Linked DNA regions of Homo sapiens: regions 1 and 3 are each linked to region 2. The links are chromatin contacts, found by Hi-C or POLR2A ChIA-PET in ENCODE. All regions are on one chromosome and are shown on one strand. The core of a region is the stretch at or near the end of the contact, and the rest is flanking DNA. Distances in the headings are between cores, read along the strand shown. Region 1 holds the start of NEMP2 (nuclear envelope integral membrane protein 2). Region 2 has its middle 14 kb from the start of LINC01827. Region 3 holds the start of ICOS (inducible T cell costimulator).

Region 1 (4,078 bases), core at 1,529-4,028, 5.0 Mb before region 2:
GTTCCTCCTGAAAACTGACATGGCCCTCATATGGGGAAAAAAAATATCTTCAGATGAAACTAGAATGGAATCATAATATAAACACTTATTAACTTATATGACAAATTTCCCCATTTTCCCTATAACTGTTTTTCTTTGGGGACAAGGAAGGGGAGGGAGAAGAGTAGGAAACACAAAAAGCAAAAAACCAACAAGTCTTAACTTGTGAGAAGTCAAATGGACTCAGGATTTTTCTTACTATTTGTTTTTTGTAAATACACATTTTCAAAGGTGTTAACGTGAGGCACCAAAGTGATAAAGGTAACTATTCTCTTAACCTCAGTTTTTTTTAACCTGAATATTCATCTTTTTCTTTCTCCAAGAATATGAGAATGAAACTGGAATTAGTATATACTCATGCACACTCAGGTCTTTAACTTCAAGTTCAAATCTTCACAGATGAATCTTAAAGCTGTGGTGTCAAATGGACTGTTATAGTTTAAGCCTGGAAAGCCACTGACAGGGCCTGAACTTCATCTCAGGACAACACATGGTTTCTAGGGACCTCACTAACTGGGTGAAAATTATGGGAAACTCTTGAAGTTTCTCCTCTCAGTCAGACAACTACCTGCTCCTCCTGTGTCAACTGTCTCTGACTTTCCTCCAAATAGAGTGACAGAAAGCTGGGGTTGGTCTGAATGTTCTCCATTCCATTGAAGTGTGTGTTATTCAAGACAAAATTTTAGAACAGGAAGGCACCTTAGGTATCACTAATCCAAGCCCCTCGCTTAAAGGAAGTACCAGCTGTTTCCTCTCAGGGTCCTCAAGAAACCATAGACTTTTAAAGAGCAGCTATGGTTCTTAAGCCTAGTCTAATCCAGGGCTGCCAACAGTGTCACTGGCACACTACCAGATGCTGGGCGCTTCACAGTCCGTATTGGAAAGCCTACCGGAATGGCAGGCATCCCTCTAAGGCTACAAAAGTTGCCATTCTTCTTAGCTGTGGACTAGTTTTATCAAGTCAGTGGGCATCCTGCATGTCTCAGGCAGAACAGAAGCTCCAATAAGTATTTATGTGTGTCTTTGATTAACAAAGCAGAGAAGCAGGCTGTTACTATTATACTAAATGCGGTAACATAAAAACTTTAAAAACACCAGGTTCACTGAGGTGAGGAAAATACTGGAAACTCTTCAGTAAAAACATCTTCATTTTACTCAAGAGAAAACTACGGTCCATAAAGACTCTGTGCCTGGACCAAGGTTATACCACAAGTTGTGGCTGAAGGAATGAGTGGTCTAGAACCCAAGGTGCTGGGTGCTGGTCTAAGGCTACTTCTAATTTTCTCGCTGTTGCCATGCCCAGAAACCTTCCTGCTTAGACAGATTTGTGTTTTATTTTTTCACCAGCATAAAATTGTTGTATTTCTTACTACCAAACCTTCGTTTTCTCATCTGTAAAATGGGTATAAAATGGTGCTTTCCCGCATAGGGCTTCTATGGGTATTAAATATGATAGATACTGCAGTTAAAGCACTTATAACACTGCCTAGCACATACTGAACACTCAAAAAATTTCTCTTCAATGAAAACTGGAATCCAACACTTCCCCAACATATAACTCACTGCAAGATTCCCTCAGTTGGGAGCTGTGGCAGAATCTGATAATGACCTCATCAACATCCAGTCTCTCATTCATCCTTAGATAAAAAACCGCGGTATAACCGGAGGGAGGGCCATGCCCAGCTAAAAGAATACACTTGGCAGCCTCCCTTGAAACCAGGGTAGCCAAAGCAAGGAAGGGAAGTTGGTAGACAGTGCACCCAGGAAATCTTTTAAAAGATTTTATGAGGGGAAAAAAAAAAAGAAACAGAAATGTGAAGCTCATGGTAAGTTAGCGGCAGGTCTGGAGTTGGAACTCTAGGTTTCTGACTTCCCCAGGTGTCCTTCCCAGATCCTTCCCCAGTGTGCCAGCATCTTAAGCCCACTCCGTGGCGAGCCCCTACAGCTAGCAGCCGCTACCAGTTCTTGCTTCCTGTGTGCCAGGCATTGTGCACACGAACACCACAAGAACCTTGTGAGGCCTCATTACCTGCCGCTCACGTGGGACCGTTATGTTTACTCGCTCAAGGTCACAACAGTCAGGGGCAGAAGAATTTTCGCTCCGATTCTGAAGCTGAAGCTGTTACCTTCTCTAGTCTTGAGACCAAAGGAATGCGAGATAGTGAAATAACAAGGATTTCAACACGCATTGATGTACTGTACAAAAGGCCGTGTGCTGAAAGTCTGGAGACTAGGGTCAGCTGTGCCAGTGACAAGCTGTGTGACCCTGGGCAAATCAAAACCTCTCTGAGTTTCGGTTGCTTCTGTAAAACGAGGGAATTGGGCGACTGGATCGCGCGGTTGCTTCTAATTCTAAAATTACAAAATGTCCAACTGCCAGGCGAGAGACTACGGAAGCCCAGTAAGACAGGAAGGGCGGGCGGGGCCTGCCCGGGAGACCCCAAAGCGAGAAAAGGGAGCGCCCGCCCCAGTGGGCCTCGCGGTGCCGCCCGGGCCAAAGAGCGCGCCCTCAGGGCAGCCGCGAAGCCGGGGAGCGAGCACGCACGCGCGCGCCGCCGCCGCCGGTCCCGGGTTACCTGATAACGCTGCCGCCGCCGCCTCCCCGCGCACGGGCAGTGTGGCCAGGGGCGGCAGCCAGAGCAGCAGCCACCACCGCCCTTGGCGCGGCCCCATTTCGTTAGGGGTCAGCTCCGTGCGACCCGAGCCCTAGGGGACCGGCTCCGCTGCGAGGAGCGGAAGTGGCGCGGGGGCTCAGAGAAGGCGGAGGGGGCGGTGAGGCCCGAACGCGGGAAAGGCGGAGACCCCGCCTCCCCGGGGCGGAGGGAGAGTTGGGCTCGTTGCTCCAGCCTCCGCCCGCGGCCTCGGGGCACGGCGGGCCCAGGCCGGAGGAGCTTTCGGTGGCGCGACCCCGCTGGCATGCTCCCGGCCTCGGCCTCGGCCTCGGCCTTGGCCTCCGGGCCTCCAGCGCACGCGGGGCGTCCAGGGCCTCATCTTCCCCTGGGGACCGCCCGGCCGTGTCCCGCTGCCCTCGGCGCAGGGGTGGGAGTTGCAGAGAGGAAGAGTCGCTAACCCGGAGTGTTTCTTAAAACTTGGCTGACCTGTGACCTGCGGATTTGGAGGCTGAATTCTCCGAGCACCTGTGAGTGACAGCCCGTGAATGGGAAGGTCCTTCGGCAAACGCCCTTTTTGTGAATAAAATACATAAAAGCCAGTTTCTTTATTTTACCTTTCTGTTTATCTTTTTACTTTCATTTGGTAACAAGCAATAACAAATTGGAAATTTGGCCGCTTAAGTAACACTGACTTGTATGTCTAATCTCGGACACGGCATTTCAGAGTACAGAGGGGCTCGTAAAATGTTCCTTCACCAACATGACAAGGTTCTCTTAAAATTACCTTATGTTAAAAAAAAGTTTCTTAATGTAATAGATATATTTTTAAATTAACATATAACCTGAATGATCTTAATACTGATAATTAGGAGATATACATATATTTTAAAGAACATTCCCTCCACAGGACCTGGAACCCATTAATTTGACTCAATATTCCATACTTAACTAGGACAGTCTTCTCTAATTCTGGTCTTTTGGTGAGATATCTTAGAGAACCCAAAGTAACAGAAATTATCCTGTTAAAAATAGATAAGCCTCATTTTTCCTAAAAGTCTGAGTAGGATGGACTAGGCTTTCCTTGCCCTCAAAGAAAGGTTTAACCAACTGCCCTTAAGCACTTGGCACCATGTGTACACCATGTATGGCTTTTAAAAAGTTAAGAAATTTCCTTGTAAGGGACTCTTCAGAGGGATGGTTTTTAAAAATAAACCATCATTACTTGAGTGAAGCCTGTCTTCAGAGAAACAGCAGAGCCCTGATCCAATTCTTTCCTGTATTCCCAGGTGCGGTGTGCACTTGCTTCTTGCAAGACAGCTTTTGTACCTAACCACATTCATTTTGATTTGGTTTAATTTTGGATGGCACTATGGAAAGTAGCTAAAATAAACAGGTGGGTTGTTGAATGATGAATGTATTTTCTACAG
Region 2 (4,019 bases), core at 383-2,882:
TAGCAAGAAACCATCTCTAAAAAAAAAAAAAAAAATGAAAAGAAAAGAAACAAAAAAAACTAAAAAGGATATAAACTTTTGATTCTAATGCTTTATATAGCAAACATATGATTTAGAATAATTTAAATTATTACATTCAAAATATGTGTTTACTTCAAATATATTTTCAGAAACCTTAAACAATAAAAGTAAATAAATAATGCTTTTTAGCCTCATCCATCTAAAAGCAGGTAGATGGGGAGATGACTCATGACCCAGAACCCCAAGATTCTCAGGTCATGGTCACCTTTTGCCACTCTCACCACCACCTCCAACAAAGCAGTGGAAAAGCCTATATGCTGACCTTGTGGTCCAAGGAGATTTAAAGTGTGGTGGGGCATTGTGGGTTGAACAGTATCCCCAAAAAGATTTGCTCAAGTCTGAACCCCTAAAACCTACAAATGGGACCTTATTTGGAAACAAATAAGAGCCTCGGTGATATAATCAAGTTAAGATGAGGTTATACTGCATTAGAGTATATTTACGGAAAGAGGTATGAACATTCTGACAATCAGTATACACTACTGGTAGGAGTGTAAATTCGTTCAACCCTTGTGAAAAGCAGCATGGCAATTCCTCAAAGAGCTAAAAGCAGAACTACCATTCTACCCAGCAATCCCATATATATCCAGAAGAATATAAATCATTCTACCATAAAGACACACACATGCAAATGTTTATTGCAGCACTATTCACAATAGCAAAGATATAGAATCAACCCAAATGACCATCAATGACAGATTGGATAAAGAGAATGTGATACTTATATACCAGGGAATACTATGCAGCTATAAAAAAAGAACAAGATCATGTCTTTTGCGGGAACATGGATGGAGCTGGAGACTATTATCCTTAGCAAACTAATGGAGGAACAGAAAACCAAATACAATATGTTCTCACTTATAAGTAGGAGCTAAATGATAAGAACTACGAACACAAAGAAGGAAACAAAAGACACTGGGACCTACTTAAGTGGGGAGGGCATCAGGAGGGAAAGAAGCAGAAAAGGTAACTATTGGGTACTTGGCCTAACACTTGGATGATAAAATAATGCATACAACAAACTCCCATGACATTGGTTTACCTATGTAACAAACCTTCCCATGTACCCCACAAACCTAAAATTAAAAGTTTAAACAAGGGGAAAATTTAGACATACACAGAGACAGGGCCATTTGATGATGGAGACAGAGATTGGAGGGTTGCAGCTGCAAGCCAAGCAATGCCAAAAATGTCAGCAAGCACCAGAAGCTAGGGGAGCGGCCCAGGTCAGTTTCTCCCTTAGGGCCTCCAAAAGGAACCAACCCTACCAACGCTGATTTTAGACTCCCAGCCTCCACAACCGTGAAACAAATACAGATGTTTAAGCAACCCAGTTTGTGGTGTCTTGTTACAGCAGCCCTAGGAAACTAAAACTGGGAGCATCAAAGCCATTTCCTGCTCTATTGTGTCCTCGTCCCACAGATGAGCCTAGAAATGCCTGACTTGGCTATGTAAAAATACAGAGAACTTGCCACTTTCATGAGAGGCTGACTGCTCATGAACTGTCACAGGACAGGTGCACTTCATCAGCCTCAGCTCATGCTTTACTCATGGTCTTTGTTGGTTCCTTTGAAAGCAGGATGTGGTTTGCCCCAGCTTCCCTCCTTCTTGGAACCAGCATGTAACGCATACTTGTTTTGAGAGTTTTTTTTTTATTATTATTACTATTGCAGAGAAACAGGGCTTTAAAAAGATTCAAAAGCATTTCAAAACTATGAAAATCTCCCAAATATATAAGTGGTATATGTGGGCTTTGCTGAGATGTCATTGCAGTTTGGCCTGTTTATTGTCATCTGGTACCTGCTCCATAAGGATGACAGTTATTATTTGTAGAATCATTCCATGAGCCACTTCTAAAGATGCAGCTTTATTAGGCCACTGAAAATGGAAAGATGAGATACAGTCTCTGATCTCACAGAAATTACACTTCAGAAGGGACAGAAATATTTAAGCAAATCAGGGCAATAGGTGTTAAAAATTAAAAAGTGTACGTGGCATATTGAGGTGGCATAAGTTAGGTATCATTAATAATTTCAAGAATAAAATGATCTTGAATTGAGATTTGGAAAATATAGATATTTGTCAAGTAGGCGAGGCGAGAAAGGGCATTCCAGCATGGGCAATGGTCCAGGTATGTACACACACATACACACTCACACACACATTGGCAAATTTGAGGGAACTGCAAGTAGTTTATTGTGGGTAGAGTAATATAAAATAGAATTGAAAGCAAGTTTTTTAAAATGAGCCTAAGGGAATACGATAGTAGCAAGAGAGAACTTTGTTCAGAAAATTATTGCATACGTTTCTATTTTTTTTTTCTTGTTTTTGAGACAGGGTCTCACTCAGTCGCCCAGGCTGGAGTGCAGTGGCAAGATCTCAGCTCACTGCAGCCTTGACCTCCCGAGCTCAAGCGTTCCTGCCACCTCAGCCTCCCAAGTAAGTTTCTGAGACTATAGGTGTGCGACACGAAGCCCAGCTAATTTTTTTTTTTTTTTTTTTTTTTTTTGTAGAGACTGGGTTTTGCCATGTTGCTCAGGCTGGTTTTAAACTCCTGAGCTCAAGTGGTCTGCCCACCTCAGCCTCCCAAAGTGCTAGGATTACAGGTGTGAGCCACCATATCCAGCCAGGTTTCTATAGTTTTTTTTTAATAGGTAGCTTTCACATGTGACTCCATGCATCAGAGTAGGTAATTCAAAGAAGAGAACCTCATCAGTTAAGACTCACAATATCATAAGGTAAAAACTAATCCTTTGCTCAAAAGAATGAGAAAAATATTTACTATAATCCCAAAGTGTAGTTGTGGTGGCAGAAGGGAAGAAGAGAAAGGAACAGAAATGAAACAAAAATGATCAGGAGGTAGAGTACACTGGACAAAATAACTGTAGGATGGCTCCCAGTTTTCTTGCATTGGTGACAAGGAGAATGGAGACACTGTAAGCTAAAGGCAAGAAAGACAGTGAGTTCAGTTGTGGGAATATCAACTGTTTAATACCCTATGGGGAAATACTAGTAAAGTTGTCCAGTGAGCATCAGGGATGACGAACTCAGATGACAGGCATGATTGGAATTAGAGATATCAAATGAGCTTATAGTTAGAAGTTGAAGCTAAAAAAAAAAAATGGATAAGCTCAGTCAAATGGGCTTGTAGACTAAGAAAAGAAGGTATGTAATGATTAAGAGCATAGGCTCTGGAGCCAAAATGCTAGCGTCTGGATCATAGCTCCATTACTAGCTAGCCATGTGATCTTAGGCAAATTAACTTCTCTGTTTCAGTTCCTGCAATTATGAGGTTGTGAAAATTAACTGAGTTATTTTATGTAATGTACTTAGAAGTGTGCCTGACCCATAGTAAATATTCAATAATCTGTGAAGAGAGAAAATGGGGACATGGGAAAAGAGAGAGGCAGAGACAGAAAAAGATTGGTGAGAAAGACAGCCAAGGAAAAAAGCGCAATGAAAAGCAGTATACAAGCAGTGGACAAAGAGAAGGGGGCTATAAGAAAGGCTGGAAAGGTGCTAAAGGACGAAAGAAATTAAAACCAGCAAGGAATGTAAGAATCTCAAGATGAAGTGTTGGTTCAAAAGTTGGATCTTGCTGGGTGCGGTGGCTCACGCCTGTAATCCCAGAACTTTGAGAGGCAAGGCAGGCAAATCACTTGAGGTCAGGAGTTCAAGACCAGCCTGGCCAACATGGTGAAGCCCTGACTCTACTAAAAGTACAAAAATTAGCCAGGCATGGTGGAGTGTGCCTGTAATCCCAGCTACTCGGGAAGCTGAGGCACGAGAACTGCTTAAACCCAGGAGGTGGAGGTTGCAGTGAGCGGAGATCTGGCCACTGCACTCCAGCCTGGGCAACAGAGTGACACCCTGTCTCAAAAAAAAAAAAAAAAAAAAAAAAAAAAAGACATTAAGAGTCCACCGGATTGGTATTTGGG
Region 3 (3,701 bases), core at 1,154-3,653, 8.4 Mb after region 2:
ACCAAGATTTTTGAGAAGGCGAGGCATGGGAAGGATCATTGAAACAGGACTTTGACATAAAACATTGTTTACATAGAAGTGAGCTCTTCTCCACTATCGGATCAATTTACCACCCAGTGTCTGACAAACTGAGAAGCGAGAGGGTTGGGAAAAAGCAAAGAGATACATATCAAACAAAACCACACATATCCAGTTGAACTAAAGCTGAATTTAACCATAACTTGTGCAACTTTTCTCCCCTTGAGGTAGAAACATTACACCTCCAATTGACCAGGACATCTTTTTTTGCATTCAAATTATCTTGGAATTTCCTCTAGGACCTAAGTATCCTTCCACCATGAAAATAGGAGACCAAAAAAAGTAATGCTTCCAGTAATTTCTAGCCAAATAAATGAGGATAAGTGTGTGAGTGTGGTGGGGTAGTTAAGAGTTTGGAATCCAGAGTTTCACTGTCTGGATTTGAACAGGCTCCGTTGCTCATCAGCTCTGTGACTCCGGGCAAATGACTGAATCTCTCTAACTCTCAGTTTTCTCATCTATGAAATGAGAATAAGTAACAGACTCTCCCTCGCTGAGTTGTTTGAGAACGGGATCAGACAATGCACGTGGAGCCCCGTGTCTGGCACACACTATGTCCTCATTGCATATTTATTATTAGGTTTCTGCTTTGTATTTTTCTCTGTGCAACAGCCCTGAGCTCTAGAACTTATGACAGCTTTTCTCAAGTGAAGTTAAAGTTCCCCATACTCAGTTCCAGAGCTAGGCCTCACCTAGGTTGGAAGAAGTCAATTGTTCTCCACTGCCTGCCTGTGTGCTGGGAAAGGACTCTAGCACAGTGCCGGTGGGGCTGGAAGCCTTTCCTCATGATGCTACGGGGAGTACAGTGAAAAGGGAGGAGATTGGGGTAGCAAGGTCCCAGGGGTCCTGGCAGCCCAGGCTCTACTTCTCAGGCTAGCTCAGTCCCTCAAACAGCTTCCTTCACACCCACTGCTGAGACCCAGGAGCCCTACAGAAGGTAGCTAGGGGAAGCTTCAGCAGCTAGGGGGATCCCTGCAGGATCAGCCTCCTCCTTACCTTGCAGACCCCTTGGCTGTGGTCTGGCATTCCTAGTGGCTGGCCTAAAGCCCCAAACCTGGAATCTGTTTCAGAGCCTGGACCTTTTGGACTCACACCTTGGTTTCCCTGGCCAGCTGATTTCAGCTTCTCATCTAAATGTCATTTCTGCAGGCTAAGGGAAGTCCAGCCTGGATCTAGCATCTTGGAAGCGCGTTCAGACTTCTGGATGGAGGGATCAGCAGGCCTTGGTATTGGTGGTTCTACCTGCTTCGGTTAAGAGTGAGGACTCTGGAGCCAGACTCTCTAAATCATAGCACTGACACTTACTATATGACTTGGGCCAGGTTCGTTACCTGTCTGTGCCTCAGTTTTCCTCATCTGTAAAATGGGAGATTAGTGGTCACCATTGGGATGATTAAGAAGATTAAATGAGTTAATGTATGTATAAACTATAGTTATAATGTAAATATATATACAAACAGTAACCATTTACATGCATATAAAACATAATATAAATGTAATATTAGCTATATTCATATATAAAAATAGGTATATTTTATATATAAAATATATTACATTTAATTTTTTACATTTTGCATTAAGATATATTATTTCATATAAAACATTTAAGTACATATACATATAATTATCTATGTAATTATTATTGTTATTGTTGTTATTGTCTACTTTACCTCCCTGCAGGGATGGGGAGACCACGGCAGGCTTTTAAACATTCTTGGTCTCACTGAGCCGTAGGTGAGGAATCCCTGGTTCCTACAGACTCTGCTGTAATATGAGGAGCAGGGTTTAAGTTAGTTTAAAACTGACCCCATCATTTGAAACATTGCAATCTACAATGAATGCCACATAAATATCATTTCTCAGATTCCTATGATGCTCTTCTTTCAGATCTTTTCACTTCAATTTCTATAATAATTTTGTTTGTTTCTTGTCCTATTTCAAAGGCTTTCTTATCTCTGGAGCACCTAGCATAAGATAGAAATGTGTCAAAATATATGTTTTATTCATCATGTGAGTATTTTTAGGTCCTGTTAACCCCCATAACTATTGATTCAGAGAAGTAGGGTGGTTCTGAAAAATACAGGCATAATCTCTTTAACTTGTTTTATAGGAACCAGAATAAGGGTAATGTTTTCCTCTGTCTTCAAAATCATCAATAATCCATGCATTGTTTAACTCATGTCATAAGCAATAATGCCTTTCATATAGCCATTGGCATCAAAGAAGAAACACCCCCTTGATTTGATGGTAAGCGTGACACTACATAAACTCCCAGAAAACCCACTTCCTTTCCAGCAAATAGAAAACAACCGAGAGCCTGAATTCACTGTCAGCTTTGAACACTGAACGCGAGGACTGTTAACTGTTTCTGGCAAACATGAAGTCAGGCCTCTGGTATTTCTTTCTCTTCTGCTTGCGCATTAAAGTTTTAACAGGTAAGTGGTGTATTGAATATTTCTTATTAAGTTATAATTCAAGTAAACATTAAGAAAAAGCAAAGGTAGAAAAATTACGCACCCAAAAGACAGTGGTTTTGGTTTTTGAAAGTAGGAATAGTTTCAGGATATGGCCAAGGGCACCATGTCACTCATGTCACTGTGGATGGCATTGAGTTTGCATTGCTGCCTTTGATACTGTGTCTTGAGATGAAAAACATGTTTCATCAGACCATTAAATTTTTAAATTACCTGCTTGGAGTTACCTGTCAGTGGATAAACTAGCAGAGTGGCTTACTGTTCTTAGAGAAAGATGAAAGGCAAAATGACTTGTGTCAACAGAATGAAAATTAAATAGCTCTGGCATTTGGACTGGGAATTCTTTCTGTGGTAGAAAATAAAATGGGAAGTCTTTGAAAAGAAGGATTTTGATTTTAATCTTACCTGGATGATCTGTTATCTGAAATGTCCAGGGCACCATAGAGTTTTTATTGACACTAAGTATCAGAGTTCACCCTAAAAAGCCAAGGAGGAAAGGATAATGTAAAAATACTTCCTAGCCCCTGTAGACCTTACAAAAAAGATCATTCTGGAGTCCCTGATTCCTTCTCTTGAATGGCATATAGCAGACTCTATATGGACAATTTAAATAATGCTACATACAATGTAAGTTAATACACGTGTTTCTGCTGCTTTTTACTGTATATAATTTGTACTACTTTTGTTTTCTCTTTCACACTGAGCCCTATTCTTGAGGTTGAAAAAAGGAAAGTTAAGTAATATTAAATAACTTAAATAATCAAATAAACTAAAAGTGAAGGCAGAACTTTTAGTAGGTATGATCCTATCTAGGGATACATTTTTTCAGTGGCAAAAAAATAGACCTTACTGTTCTTACAAAAAATGAAAAAAAAATGAAATCAAATTGATCAAATGTTTCATCTTGTGCTGGCTCAAAGTGAGTTAAGTGCAGTTAAGAGGATTGAGGAATGTAGAATGAGCACAAGGACAGTTTTGGGCTACTTGCTGGTTTATGCCTTTTCTAGAATCTCATGAAGTCCTTTAGCGGCATGAATGACATGAGCAGCTTTGGAATTTATATTCATTCTTCATTCATCCATTTACTCATGTAGCATTGAGCACCTGCCTGGTAGCAGGTACTGTGCCAGATGGTGTATGTACAAGGAT

The links. A loop is a pair of places that touch in the nucleus more often than their neighbours do. ChIA-PET counts read pairs that join two places held with the same protein, here RNA polymerase II (POLR2A). Pooled maps may share reads with other maps.
Region 1: a pooled map shows a loop between it and region 2 (4-fold over the local background). The contact joins the promoter of NEMP2 here to the enhancer-like site in region 2. A Hi-C loop is called at or near these places in 5 of 50 pooled maps. POLR2A ChIA-PET finds 5 or more read pairs at or near these places in 3 of 52 experiments (B cell, activated B cell and naive thymus-derived CD8-positive, alpha-beta T cell).
Region 3: POLR2A ChIA-PET joins it to region 2 with 6 read pairs in CD4-positive, alpha-beta T cell. The contact joins the promoter of ICOS here to the enhancer-like site in region 2. POLR2A ChIA-PET finds 5 or more read pairs at or near these places in 2 of 52 experiments (CD4-positive, alpha-beta T cell and activated naive CD4-positive, alpha-beta T cell).

The regions. Positions count from the first base shown.
Region 1 is chr2:190,531,944-190,536,021 of GRCh38, forward strand. It overlaps NEMP2 (nuclear envelope integral membrane protein 2), which reads right to left and starts at 2,779. Exons shown (of 9, transcript NM_001142645.2): 1 at 2,616-2,779. The coding sequence starts at 2,712. It overlaps NEMP2-DT (NEMP2 divergent transcript), which reads left to right and starts at 2,895. Exons shown (of 5, transcript NR_183903.1): 1 at 2,895-3,178. RefSeq lists a silencer at 2,443-3,092.
Region 2 is chr2:195,558,164-195,562,182 of GRCh38, forward strand. No RefSeq gene overlaps it. Among named protein-coding and RNA genes, the nearest start is that of LINC01827, 14 kb to the right of the region's middle. RefSeq lists an enhancer at 1,448-1,497. Within about 2 kb of position 1,633, at least 13 of the 41 ENCODE cell types and tissues checked have a DNase peak (open chromatin) inside an H3K27ac peak, as active enhancers do; they include B cell and CD4-positive, alpha-beta T cell, where a contact is called at or near this core.
Region 3 is chr2:203,934,360-203,938,060 of GRCh38, forward strand. It overlaps ICOS (inducible T cell costimulator), which reads left to right and starts at 2,404. Exons shown (of 5, transcript NM_012092.4): 1 at 2,404-2,513. The coding sequence starts at 2,456. LOC101927840 (a long non-coding RNA gene) reads right to left here. Exons shown (of 4, transcript XR_427213.4): 2 at 2,958-3,029; 3 at 1,749-1,842.